Regions from separate parts of the Homo sapiens genome. Here region 1 is linked to region 2. Evidence: read pairs that join two places in POLR2A ChIA-PET (ENCODE). Cell type or tissue: MCF 10A. All regions are shown on one strand. Links, peaks and the distances in the headings refer to the core of each region. The heading gives the core; the rest is flanking DNA. Region 1 overlaps GLUL (glutamate-ammonia ligase). Region 2 has its middle 110 kb from the start of ZNF648.

Region 1 (16,612 bases), core at 653-8,652, 200 kb before region 2:
TTGTTGAGTACCCTGTTTCATCCTTAGCATTTTCTTGATTTTGTTGTTAAATGATGTATACCCTTATTTCCATTGAATCTGTGCTTCCACCCCCCCAACTGAAGTTGTCTTCCCTTTGCTTGGCCACCCTTACAGCCTCTTGGATGGTGTATCCTACAGTGTAAGCACTAAACTGAAGAGGCAGTGACCTGAGCACTTTGGATTTTGTTCATTGTAATCAATTCCATGACAAAATGATTGCATGAGAAGGAATTTTAAATTCATAGGATCAGAATTTAGGTGAAAACAACCAGCATATTTGTTTCTTCACCCTCTCACCTAGAATTAGCTTTGACCTACAGGTCACAGTGCAATCCCCTTGTATTTCTAAGGTGTTTTTTATAGTTCATTTGCAGACAATGGGTTATGTGATAACTTTTATCAGTGATAGATTAAACAGAATAATGACCAAGCTTTCAACCTTAAGGAGTCAGGCCAGTATTTACAAAAGGAGGTCTCCATGAACTCCTTAAATATGAGTTCCCCTAATATCATCTTGCCAGGTACTAAATAACAACTGATAGCACAAGCTATAGGGAATTTGAAAGAATTCCATGGATGGGTGTTGTCTAGGGCCTTTTGTTGTTTTTGAGACGGGGTCTGACTCTCACCCAGGCTGGAGTATAGTGTGGCGCAATCTTGGCTCACTGCAACTTCTGCCTCCCAGATTCAAGCGATTCTCCTGCCTCAGCCTCCCAAGTAGCTGAGACTACAGGTGTGCACCACCATGCTCAGCTAATTTTTGTATTTTTAGTACAGATGGGGTTTCACCATGTTGGCCAGGCTGGTCTTGAACTCCTGATCTCCCAAAGTGAGGTCTTGAACTGGTCTTGAACTCCTCCACCTCCCAAAGTGCTGGGATTACAGGCGTGAGCCACTGCACCCGGCCTAGGGCCATGTAAAAAGCCAGATCTGTGCTGCTGTCTGTGTAGAAGGGTAGACAAGTGGATGAGAAGTTCCTGAACTATTCTTGGCCCTTTTACCACTAAGTGAAAGTAACTTGCTGCCCCAAAGAAAGATGTCTCATCATTCGACAGGACTTTCTAGTTGAACTTCATGAAAGCAAGAGATCCTGTTTTTCTTGCTCACCACTGTATCTTGAGACCTGTTGTAGTGCCTGCAATACTTATTTAATAAGTTATTTTTAAGTATCAGTTTTGTGAGCTTTAACTCTATGAGGTCTTTGTTGTTTGACTGTATTTTAACTCTGGCCATGACAGCAAGACAAAGTTCCATTTTTATTGAGCTTAAAAAGAATCAAGGCCAGGTGAAGTGGCTTACGCCTGTGATCCCAACACTTTGTGAGGCTGCAGCAGGAGGATCTCTTGAGCCCAGGAGTTTGAGACCGTTCTAGGCAATGTAGTGAGGTCCAGACTCCACAAAATAATTTTTTTTTAAATTGCACGCCTGTAGTCTCAGCTATCAGGAGGCTGAGATGGGAGGATGACTTGAGCCCAGGAAATTGAAGCTGCAGTGAATTGTGATTGCACCACTGCACTCCAGCCTGGGTGACAGATCAAGACCTTGCCTAAACAAAACAAAACAAACAAAACCCCAAAAAACAAATTGAAAATGTTGATTCTTTTTACTACAAACATTATGGCAGCACTAAAAACTTCGTGGGAGTGTACTGTGGAAAATAGTGTACTTAATTAATTCTCATTGTAATCAGGCTACCAAGAGCCTTGTGTTGCTTTAAGAGTTATAACTGCCAGGCACAGTGGCTCATGCCTATAATCCCAGCACCTTGAGAGGCCGAGGCAGGTGGATCACCTGAGATCGGGAGTTTGAGACCAGCCGGGCCAATATGGTGAAACAAGCTGTGTCTCTACTAAATACAAAAAATTAGCCGGGCGTGGTGGCACATGCCTGTAATCCCAGCTGCTTGGGAGACTGAGACAGGAGAATTGCTTGAACCTGGAAGGCGGAGGTTGCAGTGAGCTGAGATTGCAACATTGTACTCCAGCCTGGGCAACAAGAGGGAAACTCCATCTCAAAAAAAAAAAAAAAGTTGTAACTGAGGCTGGGCATGGTGGCTCATACCTGTAATCCCAGCACTTTGAAAAGCCGAGGCAGGTAGATCACTTGAGCTCAGAAGTTCGAGACTAGCCTGGGCAACATGACAAAACCCCATCTCTACAAAAAATACGAAAAATTAGCTGGGCGTGGTGGCATGCACCTGTAGTCCTAGCTACCTGGGAGGCTGAGGTGGGAAGATTACTTGAAGCTGCAGTGAGCCATGGTTGTGCCACTGCCCTCCAGTCTGGGCAACAAAGTGAGACCCTGTCTCAAAAAAACAAAAAAAAATTATAACTGATGTAAACTGGCAGTTTAGGCTGGGTGTGGTGGCTCAAGCCTGTAATCCTAGCACTTTGGGAGGCCAAGGCAGGTGGATCACCTGAGTTCAGGAGTTCGAGACCAGCGTGGCCAACATGGTGAAACCTTGTCTCTATTAAAAATACCAAAATTAGCAAGATGTGGTGGTGGGTGCCTATAATTCCAGCTACTCAGGAGGCTGAGGCAGGAGGATCGCTGGAGCCAGGGAGGCAGAGGTTACAGTAAGCAAAGATCACTCCACTTCACTCCAGCCTGGGCAAAAGAGTGAGACATATCAAAAAATAAACAAATAAATAAATAAATAAGTGGCAGTTCATCATTTAACTCCAAAGACTTTGCGTACATTTCTACTGAAAACAATCTGAGCTGATTAGAACCCTGCCATTTTATAGCCTTTAGCTCGATCTCCGACCGTTCATTTAAAAAAATTCTACTTCAGGCCGGGCATGGTGGCTCAAGCCTGTAATCCCATCACTGTAGGAGGCCAAAGTGGGCAGATCACTTAAGGTCAGGAGTTTGAGACCAGCCTGGCCACCATGGTGAAACCCCATCTCTACTAAAAATACAAAAATTAGCCGGGCTTGGTGGTGAGCACCTGTAATCCCACCCTGCCGAGTGGCAGGCTGAGGCAGGAGAATCGCTTGAGCCCAAGAGCCGGAGGTTGCAGTGAGCCAAGCTTGCACCATTGCACTCCAGCCTAGGCAACAGAGTGTGACTCCATCTCAAGAAAAAAAAAATTCTATTTCATTTTACAATATGCAGATATATGTCCATACACATGCATAATATAAATGTATACCATATTTGTGAGAATATGCATATATGTACACATTAGATACACAATACAAGCACAATACATATGTCTTTTGCCCAAGATACAGCATTTTGTAAAGGAGACAGGAATTTAGTAATATATGTTCCAGAAACAGTACACAAGAGAATTCGCCGAGATGAGAAAGTTGTCACTAGGAATGGGGAGTGGTAAGATGTAGAAGGTATAATTGTTCTTAAAGTTCTACTGCCAACTCTTTCCAATTAATTACCCACTCTGCCATGCTTTATGGACAGGAGGTTGTCGGACACTGTCAATTAATAAATATTTGAGCATGATACACTGCTTGGAGCTCCTCTAATATAGGAGAGTGATATCCTAGTGCATGTTACAGAGGGAGTGTCCACACAGTTCCTATTGTCATTTGATGAGTTACTTTTCAGGGGCCTTGTACCTGAGCAAGTTGTCCTCTTTTTGATGGATTTCAGATTGAGTTACCTGCATTGTCTTGAGATTGCAGCGTGTTTCCTCCACTGTACGGCGTAGTCAGCAGATCTATTAGTTAAACTCCAGTGGGCCCTCAGTCACTAAATCTATCCTCTGTGTTGAAGGCTTTCTGCATTTGCCTTTCAATAAAGGTTTAGAATAACTCCTTCTCTGTGACTCTGTTTTACTCCTCTATTGACAGTAAATTGAATCAGCATTTAAGATGTGAAAAAATTAATAATCAAATGAAATGGGGGTCAAATAGGCACTAGTTTGGTGTGTTGGGGAAAGCATATGAATGAGGGGTGGTCAAGTGAATGGTCAAGTCTCCTTTATGACCCTCCTTTTATAGCTAAAGGTTGTCACTGGCAGCACCAAAAGGAAGGGGACTCCTGGGCCCATTGCTATGTATCCCAGTTTATTCTCAAATGATTTTGTGAGCTGTTTTGGTAACTGTTTAAATAAGGCTACAGAATGAAATGTAGTATCACATTGTGGGAGGAGAGGGAAAAGGATTCCTTTTTTCGTTTTTTGGAAGAAGTGAACACTTGCCTGGACTCTGGGAAGGAACCTGTGATCTAATTAGCTAAATTTAGAGAGACAGTACAGTAAGAGAATGCACTTTTCCAGAGCTTCCTTTGCAAGAGAGGATCCATCTCTTCAAACAATCTACCACCAGGCTCATTCCTAGGTGGGCCTAAGATCCAGAAACTACCAATCTATTAACATTTTTATATAAATACTGCTATGGCATAGCACTTAGCCAAGGAAGCCTTCAATAAATGTTTGTTGTTTACATTATCAGAGAAAGGTCACTACTATGTCACTGGCTAAAGAAAGTAGGTAGAAGGCTGGGGTGTGAGGCCTATTAATCATAGTATTAATCATAGGTATTAAAGGTTTGTGTATGAGCTGCCTCACTCCTGCAGTAAATTCCAAATTACTTAGTTCAGAAATATCCTCCTCTTCCTGATGCCAAATGCAGGGCCTTTGGGGTGGTCATCTGAAATGCTATGTCCTGGAAGCTGCTGAGTTTCCAGGTTCTTCCCTTCTCTTGGAAGAGGATGGTTGGGAATATACTTAGATTATCTGTGTCATTAAGTGATTCACTCCTCCAGGAATTGACACCATTCTTTACAAAATCAGCCTGAGATAAGCTATGACATCCCCAAAATTCCTTCCAAATTTGGAATTTTATGCTGTGAACCATCACACCCAATATTGAAGTTAAGCAGTTTTTGGTTAAATGTGCTACCTTAGAGGGTAAAAGAGCTCCTCCAACTTATGACTGGTTATTTGTCATCAAGGTTCACAGCTGAATTCAGTGTTGGAGAAGTTGGAAAAAGATGAACAAGCTGTTTTGTTTTGTTTTGAGACAGAGTATTGCTCTGTCGCCCAGGCTGCAGTGCAGTGTCGTGATCTCGGCTCACTGTAATCTCTGCCTCCTGGGTTCAAGGGATTCTCCTGCCTTAGCTTTCCAAGTAGCTGGGATTACAGGTATGCACCATCACACTCAGCTAATTTTTGCATTTTTAGTAGAGACGGGGTTTTACCATGTTGGCCAGGCTGGTCTTGATCTCCTGACCTCAGGTGATCTGCTCACCTCAGCCTCCCAAAATGCTGGGATTACAGGTGTGAGCCAACATGCCTGGCCATATTTTAACACAGCATTTGGGTGTCATGGAGGGGTAGGGAGGGGCATATGAGGCAGCATTTTATATTAGTAGTGATAGGAATATTTAATCATAAAATGATTTAGCATACATTTATTTCAGGTTAGGAAGAACCATTTCTCTCTGTTCCAGGGCTCTGGCTTCTGTGCTTTAGGAGTCCTAAAGCTATATAACCATCATCCTCAGGTAACTCAGCCCAGCACTTTCTAACCCTGAGGGTTTATATATCATTTAAAAGCATCGGCTGGGTGTGGTGGCTCACACCTGTAATCCCAGCATTTTGGGAGGCCGAGGCAGGCAGATCACCTGAGGTCGGGAGTTCGAGACCAGCCTAGCCAACATGGAGAAACCCTGTGTCTACTAAAACTACAAAATTAGCCAGGTGTGGTGGCGCATGCCTGTAATCCCAGCTACTCAGGAGGCTGAGGCAGGAGAATCGCTTGAACCTGGGAGGTGAGGTTGCAGTGACCCAAGATCACGCCATTGCACTCCAGCCTGGGCAACAAGAGTGAAACTCCACCTCAAAAATAAATAAATAAATAAATAAATAAATAAATAAATAAAAGCATCACAAGTGTACTATCTGTTGCTGCATAACAAATTACCCCAAAATGTAGCAGCTTAAAATAAGAAATATTTATTATCTTATACAATTTTGAAGGATCAGGAATCTGGGAGTGACTTAGCCGAGTGCTTTTGCATTGAGGTTTCTTAGCAGGTTGCAGCCAGACTGTGAGGGCTGCAGTCTCTGAAGATCTGACTGGGTTCAGTTCCTTGCCATGTGGGCCTCTTCATAGCGCTGCCCATGCCATGTCTTTTTCCGGAGTGAGTGATCCAAAGAAGAAAATGAGAGAGAGAAGCCTCAGTTCCTTTATAAGCTAATCTTGGAAGGGACATCCCATTACTTTTACCATACTTCATTTGCTAAAAGTGAATCACTAAATTTCGTCCATATTCAAGGGGAAGGGAAAGCTCCATTTCTTGAAGGAAGAGGTATCAAAGAATTTGTGGAACTATCTTTAAATTACCACAATGAGCAGTTTGGCCCTGAGAAAATAGTCAAAGTTAAAGTGTTATCCTAGGGAGAAAGGTTTTGGTTTCCTTTGATTCCTTTAATATCATAAGTCCTTTAATAATATCTTCTTGGCTGGGTGTGGCAGTTCATGTCTGTAATCCAAGCACTTTGGGAGGCCAAGGTGAGAGGATCACTTAGGCCCAGGAGTTTGAGACCAGCGTGGGCAACATAGTGAGACCCCATCTCTACAAAAATTAAAAATGGGCCGAGTATGGTAGTCCCAGCTACTTAGGAGGCTGAGGCAGGAGAATGGCTTCAGCCTGGGAGATGGAGGCTTCAGTGAGCTGTAATCCCACCACTGTACTACAGTCTGGGCAATAGAGTGAGACTGTGCCTCGAAAAAAAAAATGGCTGGGTGTGGTAGCTCACACCTGTAATCCCAGCACTTTGGGAGGCTGAGGCAGGTGGATCACCTTAGAACTCTAAAAACAACTTAGAGTTCGAGACCAGCCTGGCCAACATGGTGAAACCTCATCTCTACTAAAAATACAAAAATTAGCCAGGTGTGGTGGCAGGCACCTTCAATCCCAGCTACTCAGGGGGCTGAGGCAGGAGAATCGCTTGAACCCAGGAAGTGGAGGTTGCAGTGAGCCGAGATCGTGCCACTGCACTCCAGCCTGAGTGACAGAGTGAGAGTCTGTCTCAAAAAAAAAAAAAAAAAAAAAAAATTGAAATGCTCCCAAATCTGGGTGAGTTAGTCTCAAGAGAGATCTGAAGTTTGGTGCACATGGAACATCTAAGCTCTCTTCAGCTGATCCTCCTCATAGCCCAAAAAAGCCCAGAAGTGCCGCGTACCAGTATTTTCTTTTCATGCTGGGTTTCACCTGGCATGGCAGGCAGCATATTATTTTGCTTTTGCTTTCATAAGCCGTGTTATATAACCAACATCTTGAACAATGATGCTGAGCCAACTTAGAGGTCACAGCAGAAGGGGAGGGGAATGGGGAGGAGAACAAAGAAACAGAGAATTAGGAAGGAGAGAGAAAGACCGGAGAAGTGGAAGGGAAAGAGAAAAAAAATGGAGGCAAGACTGGAGACAGAGTGAGACTATGTAATTTCTACTGCCTGTTCATATGTTCTTGGGCTCTAGTGGACAGGATATGCTACCTGAAAAGTTCTTCTTCCCTCATTTTAGCTGGGCATCAGGTCTTCAGCTCACACTATTGGGAGGAGCTAGCTGAGTGCCAGCATCCTGCAGGAATCCCTATTGGAGGCAGCAGCTGCCTGGCATGGTGTGGCACTGACAGTTCTTGGTGGAAGGCAAACAGACATGAATGACATTGCCTCCATCTGCCCAGCCTTCATCACAACTCCATGCTGACTATATGAGTCTGGAGGCTGGTGAATGGGGAAGCACGAAAGAGCCTGGAGACCTGAGGCCTTTCTCCTATTCTGTATTTCAGAAGAACATAACTCACTATTTAATGTTTCAAGCATATAAAGAATCTTCTTTTCCCACCAGTGCATGCTCAATGGAAATTTCATTGGCTGTTGGTGCTCAAAGATGTTGGTGTGTTAATTTTTTTTTTTTTTTGGACAGAGTTTCGCTCTTATTACCCAGGCTGGAGTGCAGTGGTGTAATCTTGGCTCACTGCAACCTCCGCCTCGCAGGTTCAAGCGATTCTCCTGCCTCAGCCTCCCGAGTAGCTGGGATTGCAGGCACGTGCCACCACGCCCAACAGATTTTTGTATTTTTAGTAGAGATGGGGTTTCACCATGTCGGCCAGGCTGGTCTCAAACTCCTGACCTCAGGTGATCCACCTGCCTCGGCCTCCCAAAGTGCTGGAATTACAGCCACCATGCCCGGCCTGGTGTATGAATTTTAATCCTAGAATCTCAGAATTGAAAGTCATCCTAGGTCAGTCACCCTAAACTTATTTTGGGTTATTCTCCTCTTTGATACTCTGGTTAAAACAAAACAGCCACAAATATTCTCTCTTGAAAATATGCTTTAAATATAATTTCAGTGTGTTTAAAGTCTCCCTGAAGCTCAACCAGGGATTGGGGTTAAGAATCTCTTGTCTCCAGGTCACTCTGTTTGTTTAGGAATCTTTTGTAAAGAATCTTTTGCTGTATAGTGCTGCACTATTAGGTGGTCATCCAATATATGCTCAAACCCTCTAAGGCAGGGAGGTCAATATATAATAAGGAAGCCCTTTCCATTTATGAACTGCTTTATGATTTTCTTTATGATGAGGTCATATGTGTCTCTATGTAGCATTTGCCATTATCCTTATTTTGCCCTCTGAAACTATACAGACCAAGCCTGATGCTTCTTTCACATGGCAATCCTTGAGAGAGTTGAAGACAGGACTCACATCTCCATTGAGTCCTTTTTGTTTTTTCAGATTAAACATTCTCAGTTACTTCTGTTTCATCATGACTTCAAGATCTTTCACCTTCACTGGGAACAGTGGCTCATGCTTGTAATCCCAGCATTTTGGGAGGCTGAGGCAGGAGGATACCAGCCTGAGCAACATAGTAAGACCTCATCTCCATAAAAAAAAAACAAATTAACCAGGTGAGGTGGTGCACACCTGTAGTCTCAGCTACTCAGGAGGCTGAGGTGGGAGGATCGCTTGAGCCCAGGAGATTGAGGTTGCAGCAAGCCATGATTGCACCAGCCTGGGTGACAGAGTGAGACCCTGTCTCAATAACAACAAAAAAAGATCTTTAACCTGCCAGCTCAGCTCTCATTCCTCTAGATATTCTCTGGATTGTCAACCCAGTTCTTTAAAAGGCCAGTTCTCTAAGGCTAAGCAAATGTCTATTCAGAAGTTACACCCATAAGACCAGTCTTAGGGAACTATTCTCCGGATTGATAATCCAAAAAATATCTACAGGAATGAGAGCTGAGCTGGCTGGTGAAAGGTCTTTTTTGCTGTTGTTAAGACAGGGTCTTTTCTGAATAGGCATCAGAAGAAGCAGATGCCTATTCAGAAGACACCAAATTTCTAATTAACATAAAAATGTCACTGACTTATTTGAAGTCTTATCACACCTGTTCCTTTGCAGTCCTATTAAAATCCTGAAAGAAAGGATACATTGCTCTTAAATCCAGCATCTGTCCACTTGCACTCTTGATTTTTGGGACATCATAAGGATCTAAAGTTTATCCTCATAAAATTTTATCCTGCTAATTTGGTACATCTTTTTCAGGCCATTGTGATCTTTCTGAATTTACCTTGGTTCTCTCTCTTTGAGTTACTGATAGATTATTAAGTGCATTATTATAAATTATTCAATCAAGTAAATGACAAAAAGCTGAATGGGGGCACAGGTCAATAGAACATTCTGTTGCAAAACTTCAAAAGTCTTCCTTTCAGGTTAGAATCAATGTTCTATGAATAGTGATTGCTTCACCAGATACCATCTATGTAACTTTCCTTTATCCAGTTCATTTTTTTAGCTTGTTTTGTTTGCTCATAAGAGGTTTTATTTCAAATGTCTTACTGAAATTGATGCATTATGTCAAAATAAAATATTGTCCTTATCTGTTAGTCTGGAGACATTATTTGAAAAAAGAAAAAGAAAATCTGAGTTGTCATAACTTTCTCTTCATTAGCCTATTTGTTCATCATGATCACAATTTTTGTTTCTGATTACCACTTGAAACTTTGCTCTAATAATTTTTCTATAATTTTGCCAGTATTACAAAACTTGTCAGTCTCATTATCAAAATTGTATTTTAAGAAATGTAGGCTGGGCGTGGTGGTTCACATCTGTAATCCCAGCACTTTGGGAGGCTGAGGTGGGTGGATCACTTGAGCCCAGGAGCTCGAGACCAGCCTGGGTAACATGGTGAAACCCCAACTCCACTGAAAAATACAAAAATTAGCCAGGCATGGTGGTGCGCCTATAGTTCCAGCTACTCAGGAGGCTGAGGCATGAGGACCACTTGAACCCAGGAGGTGGAGGCTGCAGTGAGCCAAGATTGTGCCATGGAACTCTAGCCTGGGTGACAGAGTGAGACTTGGTCTCAAAAAAAAAAAAAAAAAAAAGAGAAAGAAAAAGAAAATAAAAAAAAAAGAAAGAAATGTGGGCAACATTCACCCAGCATATAGTATACTTCTGTTCTGAACATTTCTGCGTGTTTACTGAGAATGGTTCCAGGATCTCATTAGCAGGTATTTCTCCTTTTCCCTAGTCCTGGAGGGCCTCACTCCCTGGACCAGAGATTAGCAGGATTTTTGCTTCTTTGACTCAAGGGAGGATTGGGTTACTGGGTGGAAATGCAAAGCTGCTGCAAGGCCACCTCTCCAATAGTCCTTAGTGAAAGCTCAAACACTGAATCTTATGGGGAATGGGAGAGGAGGCTACCCAAGAAAGGGACCCCCCGAGAATCCTTGAAGGAAATATTCCCCAAGACAGAAAAGACATTGACATTGCTTGTGGGAGATGAGGGGATGCTGGGAAGGTGAGAGAACTTTTTAGAAAAATGGAATGGACTATAGGACCTGAAGAGGCTGGTTCAAAGAACTGAGCAGGCCACCTGCTTCCGAGAGACCACAGGATCTTTAACCATATAGCTGCAGCCACTTGCTACCTTTCCCTTGCTTTCTGGGCACTAGGTAATTCTCTTGAATTTATTTCCAAGTCTGGGCAGGGATACGGACCCCAGCAACACTGCAGAATTTCCTGCCAGGCTGACGGGATGAAGGCTCAGAGTTAAGTGAGAGCTTCATTTTTAAAAAGAGAGACAGGGCAGCCCTTTGGGTGTGAGGGCAGCTAGAAGACATATGAGGGAGCTGCGTTTGCATAGCAGGGACACTATTTTTACTTAGTTTGTAAATCTATTTGGAATGGCTGAGTAGGGATTCTAATGGTATTACTAAAGCCACCAGGCCATGTCTCAGCACCACCATTATTGGCTTCAGATTTAATTTGATTAAAGCAAATGAAATAAAGTGACATGGTGTGGGTGCAAATTCAGAACCCTCTAACCTGTTACTGGCATCTGCTTCTGGTGTCTAGCCAAGTTCCTAGAAGATAATCAGTAAATGTTGTTGAAGGAGTGGATGAATTCTTAGGGATCTAAGCTATTTGCTTGTATTCCTCTATCTTTTGAGCTTGTGCTTTAAAAAATTATAAGCTCTACAAAATTCTATATGATAAAAGACTTTATCTGAAAAGTCTATTGTTGGCCGAGCATGGTGTTTCACGCTTGTAATCCCAGCACTTTAGGAGGCTGAAGCGGGTACAAAAATTAGCCAGGCGTGGTGGCATGAGCCTGTGGTCCTAGCTACTGGGGAGGCTGAGGTGGGACAATCACCTGAGCCCAGGAGGTTGAAGCTACAGTGAGCCAAAATTGTGCCACTGCACTCCAGCCTGGGCAATTGGAATGAGATCCTGTCCCCTGCCCCTCACCCAAAAAAAAGGTCTGTTGTTTTTTTTCCCTGCATTGTAGTTGTTGCATGCTAAGTTGTGTTGACTCATTTAATTGAACAATAACTCTATGAGGTAGTGTTACTATTACTATCCCCATTTTATTATTATTATGTGTGTGTGTGTGTGTGTGTGTGTGTGTGTGTGTGTGTGTTTGAGACTGAGTCCCACTCTATTGCCCTTGAGTGCAGTGGCACCATCTCTGTTCACTGCAACTTCTGCCTCCCAGGTTCAAGTGATTCTCTTGCTTCAGCCTCCTGAGTATCTGAGATTATAGGTACCTGCCACCACAACTGGCTAATTTTTGTATTTTTGGTAGAGATGGGGTTTCACCATATTGGCCAGGCTGGTCGCGAACTCCTGACCTCAAGTGATCTGCCTGCCTCAGTCTCCCAAAGGGCTGGGATTACAGGCATGAGCCACTGTGCTTGGCCTTACTATCCTCATTTTATAGAGAAGAAAATTGAGGTACTTAAAGGTTAAATGACTTGCCAATGACCAAACACTGGTAAGAAGCAGTAAGGATCTGATCCCAGGTAGTGTAGCCCTGCAGTTTGCTAGGACTCAGAGTCTTTTTTTCTCATCCTTAAAATGGCAGTGAGAACTTCCCTATGTATACCATTGTATGAATGCGACAACAGCGTGTGTTTATTTTAGTTGCAAGAGTTACGGATCTCTTTCTGTTTTAATTTTTTGTGACATGGCACCGTTTTATTTTAGAAACTATATTCTTCTGCCAGACAACATGACTCGTGCCCGTAATTTCAGCACTTTGGGAGGCTGAAGTGGGAGGATCCCTTGAGCCCAGGAGTTTGAGACTAGCCTGGGCAACATAGAAAGACCCCATGTCTAATAAATAAATAAATAAATAAATAAATAAATAGCCAGGTATGGTGGTGCACGTTTGTCATCCCAGCTACTCAGGAGGCTGGGGTGGGAGAATCACTTGAGCTCAGGAGTTTGGGCTGTAGTGAGCTATGATCATGTCACTTCAGCCTAAGCAAGAGTGACACTGTGACTCAAAAAGAAGAAGAACAACAAAAAAGAAACTGTATTCTTGGTGCGTGGTCCTTTGCTTTCATGTCACAGAAAAGGCACATTTATAACTCAGGGAAGTTTGACTTCTTGGTGCCTCCGTGTTCTGTCTTCTCCCTTGCAAAGCAGAGCCGTCCAGTTTTTAATGAACACTGACTGGGAGGTGACTTTCTGCTGGGATAGAGAAGGGAGAGAACAAGAGAAGATCCTGAAGGAAATATGTCATATCCTTTTTCGCTTTCCTTTGTGATCTGAAAAGACTTAAGCGTAACAAAGATGGCTCTAATATATTTTTAAAGTACTGCAGTGGGAGATAAAATAAACAGATGGGAGGGAACACAAACAGCTTGAATTTTCCCCTATGATTCTCACTGTTCACTGGGCTCCCTCCATCTAAGTACTACGGGATAGCAAACCTGTCGCAGCTTCAGGATATTCCTATAAGGCAGGTAGAGGGGAGATTCGAGTAAAGAAAGGAACACAGCATTTAAGGGTGGTGTCCCTGAAGTCTCTAAAATGCTTTCTCAATATGAAAGTGGCAATTAGTATGCAGCGAGTATATTCTTTGGCCACATATGTTTTGCTTTTCAAAAAGCAAAGCACTTATTTGCATGCTATTTGTTTTTAACTGTCAGGGAGACACTAGACTAAGCTAGAAATAAACTTTCACCTTCCTTCCACCTTTTCCTCAAACATCACAACCATAGAAGAGTCAGTCCTCTGAAATTCCAAACTACCCAAGCCAAAGACTTCTGTGTTCTTAGCACCATTTCCTTTCTATACCTGCAGTATGAGATAATTGTAAACTTTAAAAATCACTCTAGACCTAACTCCAGAGGAGGGAGAGAGGGAGTATGTATTTTTATGAACCATCTCAAATGGTTCTTATTAGTTCAGTTCAGGAAATACCTAACAGCCGGCTTTAGAGTGCTGAGCAAAACCTTGATTTTGGACTCCAAGGACTTTTGGTCACTCTCCATCTGGCACTGATTTACTTAAATTCATCCAGATTAATTTTTTTATACTTGTAGAGTGGGAATTATAATACTCTAAACTGCAGATGAGAGCTTGTTGCTAAAAGCCTAGTCCCCTCCTCCGTACATTAAGACTATTCTGGACCATACTTTGAGCTGATTACCCAAGACCAATTCCATCAAGCCCCCTTCCCTGTTTTTCTGTTTTGTTTGGTTTTTTTTTTTGTTTTTGAGATGGAGTCTCGCTTTGTCACCCAGGCTGGAGTGCAATGGCATGATCTTGACTTACTGCAACCTCTGCCTCCCAGGTTCAAACGATTCTCCTGCCTCAGCCTCCCAAGTAGCTGGGACTACATGTGCGCACCACCATGCCCAGCTAATTTTGTATTTTTTAGTAGAGACGGGGTTTCACCATACTGGACGGACTGGTCTCAAACTCCTGACCTTGTGATCCACCTGCCTCGGCCTCCCAAAGTGCTGGGATTACAGGCATGAGCCACCACACCTGGCCTTCCCTGTTTTTCTGAATTCAGCAGAGCTTCAAACCTCAAATTTTATCACAGGGTCTTCACACCTACACTGCTCCACACAGTCCTTAATGCGGACCAATGTACTCTTCTCTTCCTCATATCACACCTTTCTAACTGTGCTCCCTGGGGCCCCTGGTTTGTGGCTTTGTTTAAAGTCCTAACTTATTCTCTGCACATTCCCCCCATCTCATTGTCTTAACAGACAAGGCTTTCCTTCACGGCCAGCTGGACGTATGAGTCCAGAGCTCTTGGCTTCCCAGATATCTCCATGGGTTCTTGGCTCTTCCTCATCCTCCACACCACATCTGGCCTTTCCTTTTCAATCTCTTTACCTGGCTTCTCCTCCTTTGACTGGCTCCAACCTCTAAATTTTTGAGATTTTCCAGAGCTCTGTTCTAGACTGTTTTTAATGTACTTCTCTCCATAAGTAATCTCATTCCGTTTACATGTCCCAATCTTTAGTTTCAGTCCATATCTCTCTCTTGGGCTCTGACTTGTACATCCCACTACCTACTTGACAACCCCACTTGGATTTCTCCCTTTTTTCATTTTTTATGACACCACACCATTGAATGGATTTCTAATAAGAATCTAAAACTTGAATATGTCCAATATGGAACTACTGATTTCAGAGCCCTTACCTTCCTTCCTTCCTTCCTTCCTTTATTACTTTCTTCCTTCCTCCCTCCCTCCCTTCCTCCCTTTCTCTCTCTCTCTCTTTCTTTCTTTTTGAGGCGAGGTCTTGCTCTGTCACCCAGGCTGGAGTACATGCAGTGATGCAATCATGCCTCACGCCAGCCTTGACCTCCTGGGCTCAAGCAATTCTCTTACCTCAACCTCTTGAGTAGCTGGGACCACAGGCATGTATCACCATGCCCTGCCAATTTTTAAACTTTTGTGGCAACAGAGTCTCACTATGTGGCCAGGCTGATCTCAAACTCCTAGACTCAAGCAATCCTCCAGCCTCAGCCTCCCACAGTCTTGGGATTACAGGTGTCAGCCACCACACTTGGCCTCAGACCCTCTTTCTAAGACTCTTCTTCCTTATCTCTCTGGCACCTTCCATTGTTACCCTACACCTGGTGATGAACCTTGATTTCTCCTTTCCACTTATGGCATGCTTTCTCCCCATCTTGTCCATCAGCAAATAGTGCACATTTTATTGACAATTATATTTTGAATCCTTCCATTTTTATCCTCTCTACCATCAATTTCTAGTCCAAGTCACCATCATCTCTCAGTCGTAATTATATTATACCTCATAAATGGTCTTTCTTCTTCAACTGTAATCTTTAATTAATTCCCCAACAGCAACCAGAGTAATCTTTTAGAAACCTAAATCAGATTATGTCCCATCTTTCCTCAAAATTTTTTTTTTTTTTTGAGACAGAGTCTTGCTCTGTTGCCCAGGCTGGAGCTCAGTGGTGTGATCTTGGCTCACTGCAACCTCTGCCTCCCAGGTTGAAGCGATTCTCGTGCCTCAGCCTCCCGAGTAGCTGAGATTACAGGCATGCACCACTACTCCTGGCTAATTTTTGTATTTTAAGTAAAGATGAAGTTTCGCCATGTTGATTCAGGCTGGTCTTGAACTCCTGGCCTCAAGTAATCCACCCGCCTTGGGCTCCCAAAGTGCTGGGATAACAGGTGTGAGCCACTGTGCCCAGCCTCCTCAAGCTTTCTAATGGCTCTCCGCCATTGTTGTAATGAAGTTCAAACTCCATTCTCTCATCTCTTAGACCCTGTACTGATCTGGACCCTCCCTGCTTCTCCAGCTTCATGTCAGAGCAGGGTGCACTTGCTCCTTGTATTCAGCTCCACTGTCCTGCTTTCAGTTCTCAGGCCACTCCAAGACAATGACCTTTGAATTTGCTGCTTCTTCAGGCCCAAGAGGATCATCCTGAAGTTCCAAGAAGAGCTGTCTGATTCTCACAGGTCTCAGAGAAGCCTTCTATCATCACATCATCTAACACCTCTACTCTTTCCTCTGTTAGGTTCCATCACATCAACTTTAGGATTTCTTTTAGGACAAGTATTATAATTAGCACAATGTTATCATCCTTCTTATTCATTTCTGCGTTTGTTATCTGTATTCTTTAGAATAATTATTATTTCCAGTATGATATACTAGAAAGAGTTTGGGACTTGTAATCTAGATTAATTTTAGGTGTCATTATCTATTACAAGATCTTGGCAATTTACTGTCTCTGTGCCTTGCTTTTCTCATCAGTAGAATAAGGTTAATGTAGAATTGTAAGGTTGTTGTTAGGATTGATGACATAACATCTATAAAATATTGCTAAAGATAA
Region 2 (16,612 bases), core at 3,460-11,459:
CCCAAGAGGACACAGAAAAGATCCTTGGCGATCCTTCCTCCAACAAACATGGCTGTTGGTGGCTTTGTGTAGTGATATACATTCCTCAATGTCTATGTATGCTCATGTATATATAGGTTGGTGCAAAAGCATCTGCAGTTTTGCCATTGAAATTAATGGTAAAACTACAATTACTTTTGCACCAACCTAATACTTGCTTTTCAGGGTCCCAGTTGCATAAAGGCTAATCCCTCTGCTCATCCATTTTTAGAATGTCAGATGCTAATCACTTCCAAAGAAGTGATTCTCTGCATTTTGCTCCAAGCATTGATCCATCAGTTGCCTTTGCTCTTCACAGAAGTGAATCAGGACACTGGAGATACAAACGGTGCCAAAAACCTCTGCCCCTAAGGAAAGAAAAAAGGAGCATTGGATTGTTCCCTTCACAATCTGACAGGCGCTTGAGAAGAAAGAGCCCATATTTAATATGGTTAATGCATTTTGACTTTAGAGAAATAATAATTTTCATAGAAAAAAAGGGTAATATATTTCAAGCGTAAGAAGTCATACCATCAAGATGAGAAAGTTCAAAGTATATCCATGAGACAGGAACTTAAATTCTGGACTGATTGTGCTTGTATAATCTATAGCAGGTAGTTAAACTCCATGAATCTCAGCTTTCTCATCTATGAAATGAACCGAGTTTTATAGATGAGGAAAGTTTGTCTGGCAGAGCATCACAATGCAGTAAATGCTAGTTTATGTTTCAGTAGTCAGAAAGAGTAACGCGCAAAAAAGCATATTTTCATATTTTTCTCTCTTTTTTTTTCTGACATGGAATCTTGCTCTGTCACTCAGGCTGGAGTGCAGTGGTGCAATCTCAGCTCACCGCAACCTCCACCTCCTGGGCTCAAGCGATTCTCCTGCCTCAGCCTCCCAAGTAGCTTGGATTACAGACGCACACTACCGCGCCCAGCTAATTTTTCTATTTTTGGTAGAGACGGGGTTTCACCATGTTGGCCAGACTGGTCTCAAACTCCTGACCTCAGGCGATCTGCCTGCCTCGGCCTCCCAAAGTGCTGAAGTGATTGCTTTAGTGTCTATCACCCAGAGACGGAGTTAATGGAGTTATAAGACTGCCTGAAAAGATTCTCTGAAACAAAGCCTCTGGCTTCATACAAAGCATCTCAACTCACGTTAAAAAGTTCAAGGAAGTAAATTTTAAAGTTGAAATTGTAGAACTTTTAGAAAAGAACCTACATCCAAATTCCTGCCATTTGAGGATAGTCAAAAATTTATTAGACTCAAAAAGCATAAAGCATAAAAAGTTAAAAATTGATACATTGGATTTCATCAAAATTAAAAATTTCTTCCCTTTGAAAGACATCATTAAGAAAATAAAAAAGTAAGCCAAATACTGGGAGAAAATAGTACCAATTCATATATTAACAAAGGATTTGTATCCAAGACATATGCAGAACTCTTGCAACTAAATCATAAGACAATCCAGTTAAAATGGACAAAAGACTTGAGCAGACATTTTACGGGAAATATATGAAGGGCTCCTAAAAGATGCTTGACATCGTTAGATAGACACACACACATTAAAACCATTCTGAGATACAATACATATTCATTGAATTACTAAAATTAAAAAGACCAACAAAATGTATTAGTTTCCTATTGCTGCTATAATAAATTACCACATACTTACAACAACACAAACTTAATGTCTTACGGTTCTTGAGGTGAGACATCTGAAATGGGGCTTACGGGGCTAAAATCAAGCTGTCTGCCGAGCTGCATTCCTTCTGGAAGCTTTAAGAGAAAACCTATTCTTTGACTTTTCTATTTTTTTAGTGGCTGCCCTCATTCCTTAGCAGATGACCACATCACACTGACCTGTTTTCATCCTCACATCTCCTCTAACACTTCTGCCTCCACCTTCCATATTTTAAGGACCTTTATGATTATATTGGCTCACCTGGATAATCTCTTCATCTCAAGATCCTTAACCAGGCTGGGCATGATGGCTCACACCTATAGTCCCAACACTTTGGGAGGCCAAGGTGGGAGGATCGCTTGAGCTCAGGAGTTCAAGAGTAGCCTGGGTAACACAGCAAAACCCTCTCTCTACAAAAAATAAAATAAAATAAATAGCTGGGCATGACAGTGCATACCTGTAGTCCCAGTGGGAGGATCGCTTGAGCCCGGAGGTTGAGGCTGCAGTGAGCCATGATTGCACCACTGGACTTCAGCCTGAACAACACAGAAGAGTTCTCTCTCAAAAAAAAATACTAAAAAAGAAAAAAAGATTCTCAATCACATCTACAAAGTCCCTTTTGCCATGTAAGGTGACATATTTACAGGTTTTGGGGATTACAACATGGACATCCTTTGGGAGCTATTATTTTGCCTACTGCAAATATCAACTGTTGGTGAGAATGTTGTGATGGTTAATTTTATGGGTTAACTTGACTGGGCTAAGGGATGCCAAGATAGCTGGTATAACTTTTTCTGGTATGTCTGTGAGGATATTTCCAGAAGAGATTAACACTTGAATTGGTAGAAAGAAGAAAAACACCCTTCAATGTGGGCAGGCATTGTTTCATCCATTGAGGACTCAAATAGAGCAAAAGAAATAAATAAGGGCAAATTCACACTCTCTGTTTAAACTGGGACACCCATCTTCACCTATCTTTGGACAAGAGTAGTACTCCTGACTCACTACTGGCTTTCTTGGTTCTCCAGCTTGCAGACAACTTCTTGCCCTCTGTAATTGTGTGAGCCAATTCCCATAATAAATTATATACATACATAGAATCTCCCATTGGTTCTGTTTCTTTGGAGAACTTTGATTAATACAGATGTAGAATACCTGGAACTCACACTGCTGGTGGGAACATAAAATGATACAGCTATTTTTAAAAGCTATTTGCCAATTTCTTAAAAGTTTCTTACCTAACCACCCAGCAATTTCACTGCTAGGTATTTACCCAAGAGAAAGGAACACATATATCCACACAAAGACTTGCACACACATGCAACTTTATCATGTCCACAACCTGAAAAACAACTAAAATGTCCATCTACAGGTGAACAGATTTTAAAAAGCTATAAGATACAATATTATATTATACTCTAATAAAAATGAACAAACAATGGGTATATGCAACAACGTGAGTGAGCAAAACACCACCAAACACAGAAGAGAGAGTACATATTGTGTGATTCCATCATATAAAATTCTAGAATAAGCAAAATTAACATGTAATAACAGAATCACTCGGGACCCAAGTGGACTGTAGACAGGAAAGAAGAAATTCTTGGGGTGATGAAAATGTGCTAAATCTTGATTGCAGTAGTAGTTACATGAGTGTATTCATTTGTCAAAACTAATTGAACTCCATCCAACAAAGGAGTGCATTTTGTTGTATATTAATTATACCTCAATAAAGTTCAATATTTTTCTGTTCTGAGAAGGATATTAACTGCCCCCTCTGATGAGGCTAAATAACTTCCAGGAATTTCTTCCTGTCTAGCAAGAAGTTCTTCAGGGGCCAGTAGGCTCCATTTCCTCTTACTTTGCTCTCAATTGAGGTTAAAAAAAAAAACTCTATGGAATTTGGATCTCAAAGAGATATCTGCACTCCCATATTTCTTGCAGCATTATCTACAATAGCTAAGGTGCGTAAGCAACTTAAGTGCCCATCAACAGATGAATGGATAAAGAACATGTAGTATATATACACAATGGAATACTATTCAGCCTTGAAAAATGAAATCCTGTCATTTGCAACAACATGTATGAACCTGGGGGATGTTATGCTAAGTGAAGTAACAGGCACAGAAAGACTAATATCACATAATTTCACTCATATGTGGACTCTCAAAAATTTGAACTCACAGGCGGGACATGGTGGCTCATGCCTGTAATCCCAGCACTTTGGGAGGCCAAGGCAGGTGGATCACTTGAGGTCAGGAGGTCGAGACCAGCCTGGCCAACATGGTGAAACCCCCATCTCTACTAAAAATACAAAAAATTAGCTAGACGTGGTGGTGCATGCCTGTAATCCCAGCTACTCAGGAGGCTGAGGCAGGGGAATCGCTTGAATCTGGGAAGCAGAGGTTGCAGTGAGCTGGGATCGCACCGAGACTGCATCTCAAAAAAAAAACTTTTTTTTTGAACTCATAGAAGAAGAGAATAGAATGGTGGTTACCAGGGGCTGGGAGGTTGGGGGCAGGAATGGGGAACTCTTGGCCAAATGGTACAAAGTTTCAGTTAGACAGGATGAATAACATCTGGAGATCTCTTTTACAGTATGATAACTATAATTAATAATAACGTATTGACTACTTGAAAATTGCTAACAGTAGATTTCAAGTGTTCTTACCACAAAAATTGATAAATGTGTGAGATGATTGCTATGTTAATTATTTAATTTCAATATGTATACTTATATCAAAACATCATAATGTACACTGCAAGTATATATAGTTTTGTCAAGTATACCTTCATAAAACTAGGGGGAGTGGAGAATGGCTCCTCAACAATCTTCAAGTGCTGTAAGGCACTTAGCCAGGACCTAAGTCCCCTGAAAACCATTCCTCCAGGAGGCTTCCTCCAACTGTAATTTGCCCCTGTGAATATGCCCATTCTCCCTATTGTGAAGAGCCCTAAGTTGCTCACAATTGGAGAAATGACTGAGCCAAAACAAAGGGATGAGCTGCAATGTGATCACAAATTTGGAAGGAATCCTGATGGACTGTCTCATTCTGATTTGTTCTGCTTTCTCCAAGCTGGGTCTGTTTTACTCAAGCAATTGAAAAATGTCCATGAAATGCCACATGCTATGCCTTGAATTAATTACAACAGCTCTCATTTATTCAGACCTTATTCTGTCCCAGGGGCCGGGCCAAGTACTTTATGTGCATCGTATATAAATTAATCTTCCTAGCAACCTCATGAGACAGATACTATTACCACCTTCATTTTATGGATAATGGATTAAAAGTCAAAGTGGTTAAGTGACTTCCTCTTTGTCAGTGGAGAACCATCCAGGGTTTTACAACTGCAGAGCCCATTAAACCATTGTCGTATACTGTTGATCCTTGTTCTCACAGATTTCAACATGTTGGGAGGATGACATAGAAACCTGAAACTAAGCATACAGGGAAGTGGGCTCTAGCCTATTTGAAAAGGCTCTGGAGGGCTGGGCGTGGTGACTCACATCTGTAATCCCAGCACTTTGGGAAGCCAAGGTGGGAGGATTGCTTGAGCCCAGGAGTTTGAGACCAGCCTGGGCAACATGGTGAGGCCCTGTCTCTATTAAAAATTAAAAAATTAGCCCAGCATGATAGTGCATGCCTGTAATCCCAGCTACTAGGGAGGCTGAGGCGAGAGGATCACTTGAGTCTGGAAGGTCCAGTCTGCAGTGAGCCTTGATCACACCACTGTACTCCAGCCTAGGTGACAGTGAGAACTTGTCTCAAAAAGAAAAAAAAAGGATAAGGCCAGGCACAGTGGCTCATGCCTGTAATCCCAGCACTTTGGGAGGCCAAGGCTGGCGGATCATGAGGTCAAGAGATCGAGACCATCCTGGCCAACATGGTGAAACTCCATCTCTACTAAAAATACAAAAATTAGCTGGGCGTGGTGTGTGCCTGTAATCCCAGATACTCAGGAGGCTGAGGCAGGAGAATTGCTTGAACCCGGGAGGCAGAGTTTGCAGTGAGCCGAGATTGCCCTACTGCCTGGCCACAGAGTGAGACTCCGTCAAAAAAAAAAAAAAAAAAAAGAAGAAAAGGCTCTGGAAAAACCCTTTTCTACTCTCCCCTCTCTAACCTGTGCTTTTTCCACACAAGCATCCTGGGCTTTTGTAATTAGCAGAATGCTTCCAGACTGATGAGCTGTATGCCTCATCAAATTCCTGATTCCTGATATACAGAAGAGAGACATGAAGGAGATGCTTTTTAAAGAGTGTTTGCAGAAAGCAAGAACATGGCATTCATTCACTTAATCATTCTGGAGCTATTACTAAGCCAAGTCATTGTGTTGGTGCTGAAGATATATTAAACAGACTTGGATCCTATTCTCAAAATGTCATGTTCTAATAATTATCACGTCCTATCACACCTTCCCTGTTGTTGGCCAAATTTCACCTCCCAATCTGAACTGTCATCGTAGCCTGACACAGCCAGCCCTGGCTCTGGGATGACTCTCTGAGTACTGCTTCCCTGATGGGAGTAGGATGGCTGAGGTGTGGCGTTCCTGTGGATTGGCCAAACAATCATTCAGGAAGGAAGGAACTGGTCTCCCCTTTCCTGTTCTCCCTTCCCTTCTCAGTGAACTATAAGGAAACAGTGAAATAGCGGTCTGGGACTAGCCGCAGGGACCCTTAATAAATTGCTTCTACACATCCCTCTTGCTTTTTAATGGAAAGAAAAGGGGTGGAGTAGATCTCTTATACAATTTCAAAATTGAATTGAGTTCAGTTCTGTAAAATAAATTCTAAGTTACATCATAATGGTATGGGAACATAGAGATCTGAGCCAAGGAAACATGAACAGACTGTTCCTAAAAATAAAAAATAAAAAAGTCTTGGTGCAAGAGCAAACATGAACAAGGAGTAATTAGCTTCTCCAGATGCTGGGAGTTACATTTCCCTGAAAAGAAAGAAGTTCTGGAAAGCTGAGCCTTGGCCAGAGGCTCAGGCTGACAGTGAGTCACTCACACAGAGCCTGGCACATTGTAGGCACACTCTGCAGGTGGTTGCAGCTGTCTTGATAGTTACAGAGGACACACTATTCAGGATCGTACCTACTTTAGAGGGAGGATTTCTGAATTTATTTTTTTTTTTAAGTTTTTGTAGAGACTAGGTCTTGCTATGTTGCCCAGGTTGATCTTGAACTCCTGGCCTCAAGTGATCCTCCTGCCTCAGCCTCCCAAAGGGCTGAGACTACAGGTATGAAACAACATGCCTGGCTTTGAATTTATTTGTGAATGAATAAACAAACCTGTCGTGGGAGCCCTTACTCTGTAGAATGGAGCAGGGCTACATGATAATTTAAAAGATACTACATGGCTGTGTCTGCCAAAAAAAAAAAAAAAAAAAAAAAAAAAAAGATGGTTTTACTAAAATTCAGAAATGCATTGAACTTTTTCTGCATTCTGAGCACATGTTATGGTGAGGGCAACAGTGAGTAAGAAATAGTATCTATTTTCTAAAAGCTACAATTTAGCATATGCATGTGTATGTATTATATGTATACGGGTAAAAACTGGTGCCATTTGGAATTTAAATGGCCACTATGAAATGAGAAGGGTGAGCTAGTGGGAATCAGGGGCCTTAGATGGACTCACTGGTTTATTCACTCAATTTGGAATTCATCCAAATCCATCACAATTTGTACTGAGGGGTGGCATGGGAAGGGTCAGTTATAAATGTAATAGGTATTATGAAATAATACATGTAGAGGAATAAAATCTATCACTCCTTGGAGAATCTAGGAAGTCTTTTTGGAAGAAGTTAAATTGACCTGAACTTGAAGGAGAAGTTAGGGCAAACATTCAAAGAAAAGGGAATCCCCAAACAAAAGTAGAAAGCTACAGGGATGGAAAGAATATTTGAGAAAGGGCTGAAAGACCCTGTAGAAACAACAATGAGCTGTTTGTCTTTACTCTGAAGCTGTGAATCCTCAGTGCTCTGGTAAGCAGAGCTACTGCAAGACCTTCATAAGCCCCAAGCATAGAAATTATTATGGTATTTCCCCATATGCTATTTCAAAGTACTAAATTACAAAATAAGGTTAAGTCCAATAAAGTTCTCATTTTGCCCATTAAGAATAGTTTAATCCTTTAAAAAAACCCAAATATCAAATTCTTTTTTAAAAATATGCTTCAGAATCTCTGGTTTGAGATATTATTTAGAATAGGAGAAGCTTTGCTACAGCAAAAATGAACTCTAAAAACTCAATGGTTTAACACTCATGAGTTTGGTCAGGGTAGCCCCTATGGGCAATTCTCCAACTGAATTCCACCTTTTAAAATTTATTTGTAAATTCAGAGATACGAGAGTTTGGTTTGCCATATACTTGCAAATATTCACTCTCCCTTTCATCCAACGAAACTTCCAGAGAGGCATGTGAAAGTGATTTTTAAAACCATATGGTGCACCCTTCAAATTGAAACATTATTATCAACAGTAACAAAGTGGAAAAATGCATACACTTTTAAATTATGTTATCAAGATACTCCTCTCAGCACCTTTATTCATTGGACTTCAGATTGCACTTCCAACTCTACAACCTTCAGCTAAGGAAATGCTCTCAGTTTTGGCTTCCAGGATGCAAGGCTGAACAGACTTGGTCTATGTTCTGGATGAATAAACCAGCGAGTCCATCTAAGGTCCCTGATTCCCACTAGCTCACCCTTTTCATTTCATAGTGGCCATTTAAATTCCAAATGGCACCAGGTTTTACCCTTATACATGTAATAAGGCCTTATATTCCAGTGACATTCTCAAATGAAGAAATGACGTGCCTCATAAATTCAGAATATAATCCCAACTTCAGAAATGTTCAGCAGTAGTAGCGTTGTAGAATACCATTTTTCTGAACTACATCACTGTTACATGGATCCAAGTGACTTTTCCACTGAATTATTCAGAAAATATTTGAGCACATCATGTTTCATACACTGAGTAGTGGACGAAAGTAATAGTTATCATTTACGTATTGCTTACTATATTCTGTGTGTTTACATAAACTTACTCATTTAATTCTCATAATGGTCATATGAGAGAGCTACTAGTATGAGTCCCATTTTACACATGGATAGGATGACTATCTTAGAAAACTAAGGTGCAGAGGCCATAAGTAACCTGATTAGTCTATACCAGTGGTTCTCAGCCCTGGGGTGATTTTTCCTGTCTTCCAGGGGACATTTGGCAATGTCAGGAGACATTTTTAATTCTCATGACAGGTGGTGCTGAGGGACTATAAAGCCTAGGGATGCTGCTAAACATTCTATAGTACACAGAACAGCCCCCACAACAGGAAGAATCCAGTCCAAAATGTCAGTGTTACTGCTATTGAAAAGCCTTGATCTATACCAGTTAGCACATGACATCCTTCTGGCAACTGTTATTAGGCCAATGATGAATGTATTACTTAATTTGGCCCAATCAGACTAAAGGAGGGGCCTTTGGGCAGAGGTTACTTCCATTCATTCTTTCCTACTGGATATGAACAGGAAGTGTGTGGCCAGCTGATATCCAGTGGCCGCCATCTTGTTGAATGAACCCATGCTGAGGACAGCAGACTGGAAGGACAGAAATAACCTCTGTCCCTGATGACATTACTGAATAGCACTGAACCGTATCTTTCCTGAAACCCAAGCCATCTCTGGACTTTAAGTATGTGAGACAATACATTTGTTTGCATTTTTCAAGCTGTGTGAGTGGGAGTTTTCTGTTTCAGGCAGCTGAAAGTGTCATAACCAACATATTTGGTTAATCACAAAGATTTCTTAGAAAATACAGCAAAGTCTCCTCCACGTGGTCAGATTCCTCTTCTGAAACTTATGCTTCTCCTTTCTAGCTGTACTTCGTCTTACGAGAAAATTAGGAGACAATGCTGTCAGCTAGGTTCTCCTTCTGTCTGAAAGACTACATAAGGTTGAGACTTCCTGGCACCCGTCGACAAGCAGTTAGAATACATGCCAGAGAAGGAGGGGAAGGCCAAAGGGGGATGCTGCCATCTATATGGAAACATAGAATAATAGACACATGGAAAAAACAGAGGGAAATGAATTGCTGAACTCTGTGGTAACGACACTCTGTTTATCGTAATAGATAAAATGGAAAAGAGGAGCTGGATATGTTTGGAGGAGATGAGCTTGGGAAGGAAGGCCATTCACGGTGTCCCAGGTGACTTGGGACAATGTATTGAAGGAATTGGAAGAGATAATCTTTAAACATTGTTATAGCCTAGCATTTTATCATTTGAAACTAACAGAGATGCCAGCCTGAACTGTTTGGCACTCATACAGCATCCTATGGACTCCGATGGTGGCAGTGCCCATTATTTATTCTGGAAACCACAATCTTGTTATTGCCCAAGTACCTGTATGAGGTAGCATAGAGGGGCCCACCTCCTTTTAGATCATTAGGCACATCTTTAGAAAAGGGAGGTAGAAGCTAGCTTGCCTTAGGAAACCTGAGAATGCCTTAAAGGAAGTGTGTGGAATGAGTTTCTTAAACATCTATGGCACATTAGGGAGTGTTCTGGAGCTGCCATAGACAGGTATCATTTTGTTTTGAATGTGAATTATTAGTTTTTTTTTTCTTTTTTTTTTTTTCTTTTGGAGACAGGGTCTCACTCTGTCACCCAGGCTGGAGTGCGGTGGTATGCTCGTGACTCACTGCAGCCTCTACTTCCCTAGCTCAAACAATCCTCCCACCTCAGCCTCCTGTAGCTGGGAATACAGACACACGCCACCATGACCAGCTATTTATTTTTATTTTTTATTTTTTTGGTACAGATGAGGTCTTGGCATGCTGCTCAGGTTGGTCTCAAACTCCTGGCCTCAAGCAATCCCTCCACCTTGGTCTCCCATAGCCCTGGGATTCCAGGCATAAACCACCACACCCAGACTTAGTTTGGTGTCTCAGCCCTGGAAAATATAATAATTTGAACATAATCTGCCAAAAATAACGTGTATTTATGGTGCCTGGTACTTGTCTCTACATTATATGTGCTTCCTCATGACATTCATGATTTCAATGAATGTCAATTCCCATTCTGGGTTTGACTATGAATAGCCAGTAAGCACACATTCCCCAGGTGGCTAACTTCCTCCAGACCTCTCTGACATGCACAGAAAAAAAATCAACAGAGAAATCAGGCAAGAGGTGCGAACATTCTGTTTCCCAGATCCCTAGACAACACAGCAAGAAAGACAGAGTTAGAAGCATGGTTAAGTGGGTGCAGAAGGCTCCAAAAAGTACAGGTGACACCACGTGTGTTCAAAGATTTCCTGACTTTAAATTCTCTCTGAAAAACTAGCATAGTCTATGGACTCCTCTCATTACTGAACTCTTTAGCAAGACCACAGAGTTTCCTGTTTTTGCCTTTTCCCCGATTTCCCAAATTAGCTTTGATTTTATAATTTTGCAGTGATATCCAAGAAGGGTGGACTTTGCTGACGGTCCATATTCAGTGTTCCTGCTGAAGTGCAGACACGTGATCCTGGGCTCTCCTGCTGAGCCTTGCCTGTAGACCCGTGGCTCACACGCACTCGTTTTGCAATCCATTTCTGTGCTACCACATCAGGCTTTTTCCCCTCTGAGACTGAAGAGAAATCGACCTACCCAATCAACTCTCTCACTTGCATAGGAGTCTCACCTGTCGTTAGTCCTCTGGAGCAAGCAGTTTCATCTTAACCCGGTGGTGACAGCATCAGACACAGTTCAGTATTTTTCAAACTGCAGATCTAGACCTATTCGTGAGTCCTAAAATAAATGTAATAGATTACAACCAGCAATAATCCCAGCTATTCAGGAGGCTGAGGCAGGAATATTGCTTGAACCCGGGAGGCAGAGGTTTCAGTGACCCAAGATTGCGCCACGGCGCTCCAGCCTGGGCGACAGAGTGTGACTTCATTTCAAAAAAAAAAAAGGTGAAATAAAGTAGATCAGATCAGAACTGTGGAAAGGAGTGGCCTAAAATCTTAGCGTGGCCTTCATGTAATAGGGACAAGTATTGTATCACAAAACTTCAATTGTTTCTTCTGTTATATAAATGCGTCAATATGAATGCACATATTATGTCATGATGTAAAACTATTTCTTAATGTGGGTTGCAATCAAAATAATCTGAAAGCTACTGAAATATTTAATTGGAATATCATTCTACTATCTCCAAATCTCTTTCTATTGGGAAGTGGCAAGTATGTTGTTTATTTAGGCAACTGGAGAGAAATGCTTTTAGTCATCTACTACATAAACCCATGGACTCTGATATTTCTCTTAGGGAGTCTGTGCCACATGCTACCCAGAAAAATGCTTGGTAGTTCAGCCACCTTCCCTTCCTTTGGCGCCTTCCACCCCCTTAGCAGAACCCTCAAGAGGAGCAGGCATTGGGACTGGTAAGCTAAATTGAAAGATTGGAGCAGATTCCACAACCCTCCGATGAAATCCACTCAAAAACATTTAGTATAACATCTGTTATGGTAAACATCTGCTACTGTACAAGATGAGAAAAGGACAACCATTCTGTAATAGGTCCAGAGCAGGGCAGCTGTGCAAAGAGGGAGCAGAAACTTCATCCACTGCTTGGACATCATTCTTCTTGATGCTTCAAGTTTTTTTTGTGTGTTTGGTAAAAATATACATCACATAAAATTTACCATTTTAACTATTTTGGTACCAATTAAAAAGCAGTTTAGTTTCATAAGAAAAAGCATGCAAATCCAGGTATATTGTTTATTCCAAAATATCCAGGTATATTGTTCATTCCATGTTACTTCATGACCATAATAGTAGAGGGTGGCCATTCTGGAAATTATGTTAACATATGGGTAAAGGGGAGATATAAGAAAAACCTTATGCATAGGCACATGGATGACTCTAAGACACCTTTTTCTTACGTGGTAAAGTGCATATATAAATGAAACACCATGCTGTTTTAAACCATTTTTAAGTGTGCAGTTCATTGGCATTAAGTATGTTCACATTGTTGTGTAACCATCACCATTATCCATCTTCAGAACTTTTCCATCACCAGGCACAGTGGCTCATGCCTGTAATCCCAGCATTTTGGGAGGCCAAGTCAGGTAGATCACTTGAGCTCAGAAGTTTGAGACCAGCCTAGGCAACATGGCGAAACCCTGTTTCTACAAAAAATACAAAAATCAGCTGGGTGTGGTGGCTTGTGCCTGTGATCCCAGATATTCAAGCGGCTCAGGTGGGAGGATCGCTTGAGCGCAGGAGGCAGAGACTGCAGTAAGCCAAGATCGCACCACTGCACTCCAGCCTCAGAGACAGAATGAGAACCTGTCTCAAAAACAAAACAAAAACAAAAAACAAAAAACAAAAGAACATTTTGATGATTCCAAACTGAAACTCCATATTCATTAAACAGTTCCCCGCTTCCCTTCCTCCCAGCCCCTGGCAAGCATCATTCTATTTTCTATCTGTATGAATTTGACCACTCTAAATACTTAAGTAGAATCATATAGTGTTTGTCTTTTTGAGACTGGCTTATTGCAGTCAGTATAATGTTGTCAAAGTTCATCCATGTTGTAGCATGTGTCAGCATTTCATTCCTTGTAAAGGCTAAATATCATTCCATTATTTGTATATATTCAGATGTCATTTAAAAAATACCTTTGCTTCTCCCTGGCATTCACTGTGTCATACTCATTTTGGAACAGGAGCAGAGAGAGGAATGCTATGAAGCTATTATTGTTCAAAAAAGACCTGGAGACAGCGGATTGAAAATCTCACAGCCAAAACGCAATCTGGTGACTACCTTCTCTGGCTCTCATTTGCTGACTTTGGAAGTTTGAAAAGGTTAGAACAACATGCTTTTTTTTTTTTTCCTTTTTTTATTAGAATGCCAAACTTCAAAACCTTTTGAGAATATTTTTGGTTCTTAACTCTAGAAGGAGGGCCCAGCATCCCTTGAAAACAAGCTGATTACTCTCCCAGAAAAGCATCTCAGCATCTGTTATTGGGAAACAGGGGAATGTGCCTGCTTTGGTTTCTTTGTTTCTGTCATTCAACTCCCTCATCCCATTTTCCTTAATGGAACTTAACTATGATTTTTAGGGAAGACCTTATGCTGAGTGTAGTTCCTCTCTTTTCCTCACTTTGCAGATTCTAGACAACCTAGATGCTCAGTAAGAAAGTGAACAGGACATTCATACAGAGTGGAGTTGTTAGAAATGAGACTGGAACAGGGACAGAGCAAGGAATCCTCATGTTTAGGTATCTGATCTCATTATACTGAATGATTCAGCAACACATTCAGGTGTAAAATGCTGCTTGATAGGAGACATAGATACCGTTCATGTTCTCAGGGGCGGAATCCCATCTGAGCATGTCTGTGGGGCTAGGAGCTGTAGTCCTCATTCTTTGATCGTGAACCAACCGGTTCTGGTCACTACTCAATCACGTAATCATAGTAATGTTTATTGGGCTCTTACTATGGGCTGGGCTGTTTCCTAAATGCTTTGCAAGCATTCTCTCATTTAATTCTTGCAGCAACCCTACAGCAGGTTCTATTATGATCCCTGTTTTACAGATGAGGACAGGTTGAGTAATTTGTATGAAGTCCCACAGCAATGGATGATAGAGCTGGAATTCTAGCTCAGGTGGTTAGGGTCCAGAGCCTGCCTTCATTTAATCCTTCAACTCAGAAGCCTAACGAGTGATCAAGCTCAGTCTTGCAGGTGCCTCTGAAAGATCTTATCCAGCCAGTCCCTCTGGAGATTTGTCATTACAAACATGGCAGGTACACAGGCATACGCTAAGGAAATATTGCAGGTCCCTCTGTTGTCACCTCACTCCAGGGACAATATCCAGTAAATGCAGCTTAAAAATAGCTCATTGAGGCATTAAAACCATCTACTTTTTAAAATTCGCCAATTAACGGCTTTATGAATACTTACTAAATGACTAGCATTGTACTGGAAACTATGATGAATACAAAGAAATGTCACACGATCCTTATCCTTCATTAAAACCAGCCCCCAAGAACCTATACATAAAAGTGCGTCATTTTGTCATACATGAGCACTAAGTAGTGGATGGGCCCCTTCAGGGAAATCTCTGTGTTAACTTTTTTTTTTGAGACCAAGTTTCACCCTGTCACCCAGGCTGGAGGGCAGTGGCATGATCACAGCTTACTGCAGCCTTTACCTCCTGGGCTGAAGTGATTCTCTGGAGTAGCTGGGACTACAGGCGTGTGTCATCACACTTGGCTAATTTTTGTATTTTTTATAGAGACAGGGTCTCACTATGTTGTTCAGGCTGATCTTGACCTCCTGGCCTCAAGCAATACTCTTGCCTTGGCCTCCCAAAGTGCTGAGATTACAGATGTGAGCCACTGAGCCCAGCCTGTGTTAACTTTTGATATGTAATGCCAGCACATTTCTGACAGAAATCATTATGCGTTTTTATCTCTAGAACAGACAGCCAATCACTTCCCACTTCCTCCGTACTGTATACTCCTGCTCAATCAATTCCTTTGATGACTGAAATATTCCTTTGCAGAATTTCTTCATTTTTTGCCATAAATAGGGTAACTAAGGCCAGATGAGTCTCAGAGCAAAATTATTCACTGCACACAAAAATTAAAATAATTCCATTTAAAACTAATCAGCACCAAAGAAGAAAGCAAGGTCAACACAGACATTTCTTCTATTTCCAACATAAGAGAAATCCCTCCCGGCTTTTTAGTCATGGTCATTTCTGTTCATTTTTTGCTTCATTTCATGTGCTTTTCCCTGGGTCTGATTTGGGTTGTTAGAATCAGAAATGACAATCAGTGAACCCACTTTCACTTAAGTCAAGCATTGCTTGAAGTTGGTTCTTGAACCCAGAGCCACTCTGGAAGAGGGAATAGATCACGTGTTCACTAGGAAGAAAACTGGAACCTCCTTCTTTTGAAAAGTTTTAGTGTTGGCTGAAAGACATTGAAGGATACTCACAGCTCCAAAGGGCCAGAGGAGTGCACACCCTGGGGTTGGGAAGGACCTCTCCTCACACCAAAGGACATTTTCTCCTACGTATCTGCCACCCTGGCCCAAATATCCTTGGAAGTCAGTTGGTCCCATGGCCTTGGCTTCATTCCAATCCAAGTGACCCCTGAGATGGTGTTTCTTTAGTGTGTCTAGCATCCACCAAAATCTGCATAAACCTGCGTGGGAATAATGTGAATTTTTAGAACTCCATTCAAGGCATAATGACTCTGAATCTTGAAGGTGGGGCTCAGGAGTCTACTGTCTTTAACATTCCCAGGGTGCCTTTCCCTTTCCTTTAATCTGTCAGCCACTAAAAGGGCAGAGGGACTTTGGCCAGCTCAGATTTAGGGGAGGGACCATTAATTGACTTGGGAACAGTATCGGGCAGCAGAGCATCCCTTCCAGCAGGCAAGAATGATGACTAGGGAGGGCCAAGAGGAAGTAGTGACCAGTGGCCTTTGGCTATAAAAGAGCCTTGGGCAAATGCCAGAACTGGAAGGAAAGTTGGGCTCAAAAAAAACACAGCCTGATTAAAATTTGCCTATGGATCCAACAGCTTTTAATTCTCCGACTTCATGTGAAAACCAGGTATCTTCTTCCTATTCCTTGACACTCTCTCCAGTATCTACCCCCACTCCCAGCACCTCTTATCCAACCTGGACATTATCCAAAGTGTAGGTTAGATACAAATGGCAAGTTTATGAGGGGAAAAGAAGGGGATGTGGAGGTGCTGGGGAATTGTTGGTTGCCATGGGAACCCCGCCTGCTGCAGGGTCTGAATGGTTTTCTGTTTGCTGATGTCCAGTTCTTTAAGGCAGGCCCTGGCATCGGCAGGGACTGGGCACCACATCCTCTGTGTCTCCCGTTTCCGGCATCCGGCCCAGT

What was found. ChIA-PET counts read pairs that join two places held together with the same protein. Peaks named below come from ENCODE experiments on the same cell type or tissue, not always from the same donor. Only the 100,000 strongest peaks of a DNase experiment are listed, where the experiment ranks them.
Region 1: POLR2A ChIA-PET joins it to region 2 with 10 read pairs; 4 of 35 experiments call an interaction of 5 or more read pairs at or near these places.

What each region holds. Positions count from the first base shown.
Region 1 is chr1:182,365,284-182,381,895 of GRCh38, reverse strand. It overlaps GLUL (glutamate-ammonia ligase), which reads left to right. Exons shown (of 7, transcript NM_001033044.4): 7 at 1-3,798. Among named protein-coding and RNA genes, the nearest start is that of GLUL, 18 kb to the left of the region's middle. RefSeq lists a silencer at 428-722. In MCF 10A, for the core only: no CTCF peak of the experiment used is centred there; no DNase peak of the experiment used is centred there.
Region 2 is chr1:182,164,027-182,180,638 of GRCh38, reverse strand. No RefSeq gene overlaps it. Among named protein-coding and RNA genes, the nearest start is that of ZNF648, 110 kb to the right of the region's middle. In MCF 10A, for the core only: no CTCF peak of the experiment used is centred there; DNase peaks (open chromatin) are centred at 5,148, 6,238 and 6,668.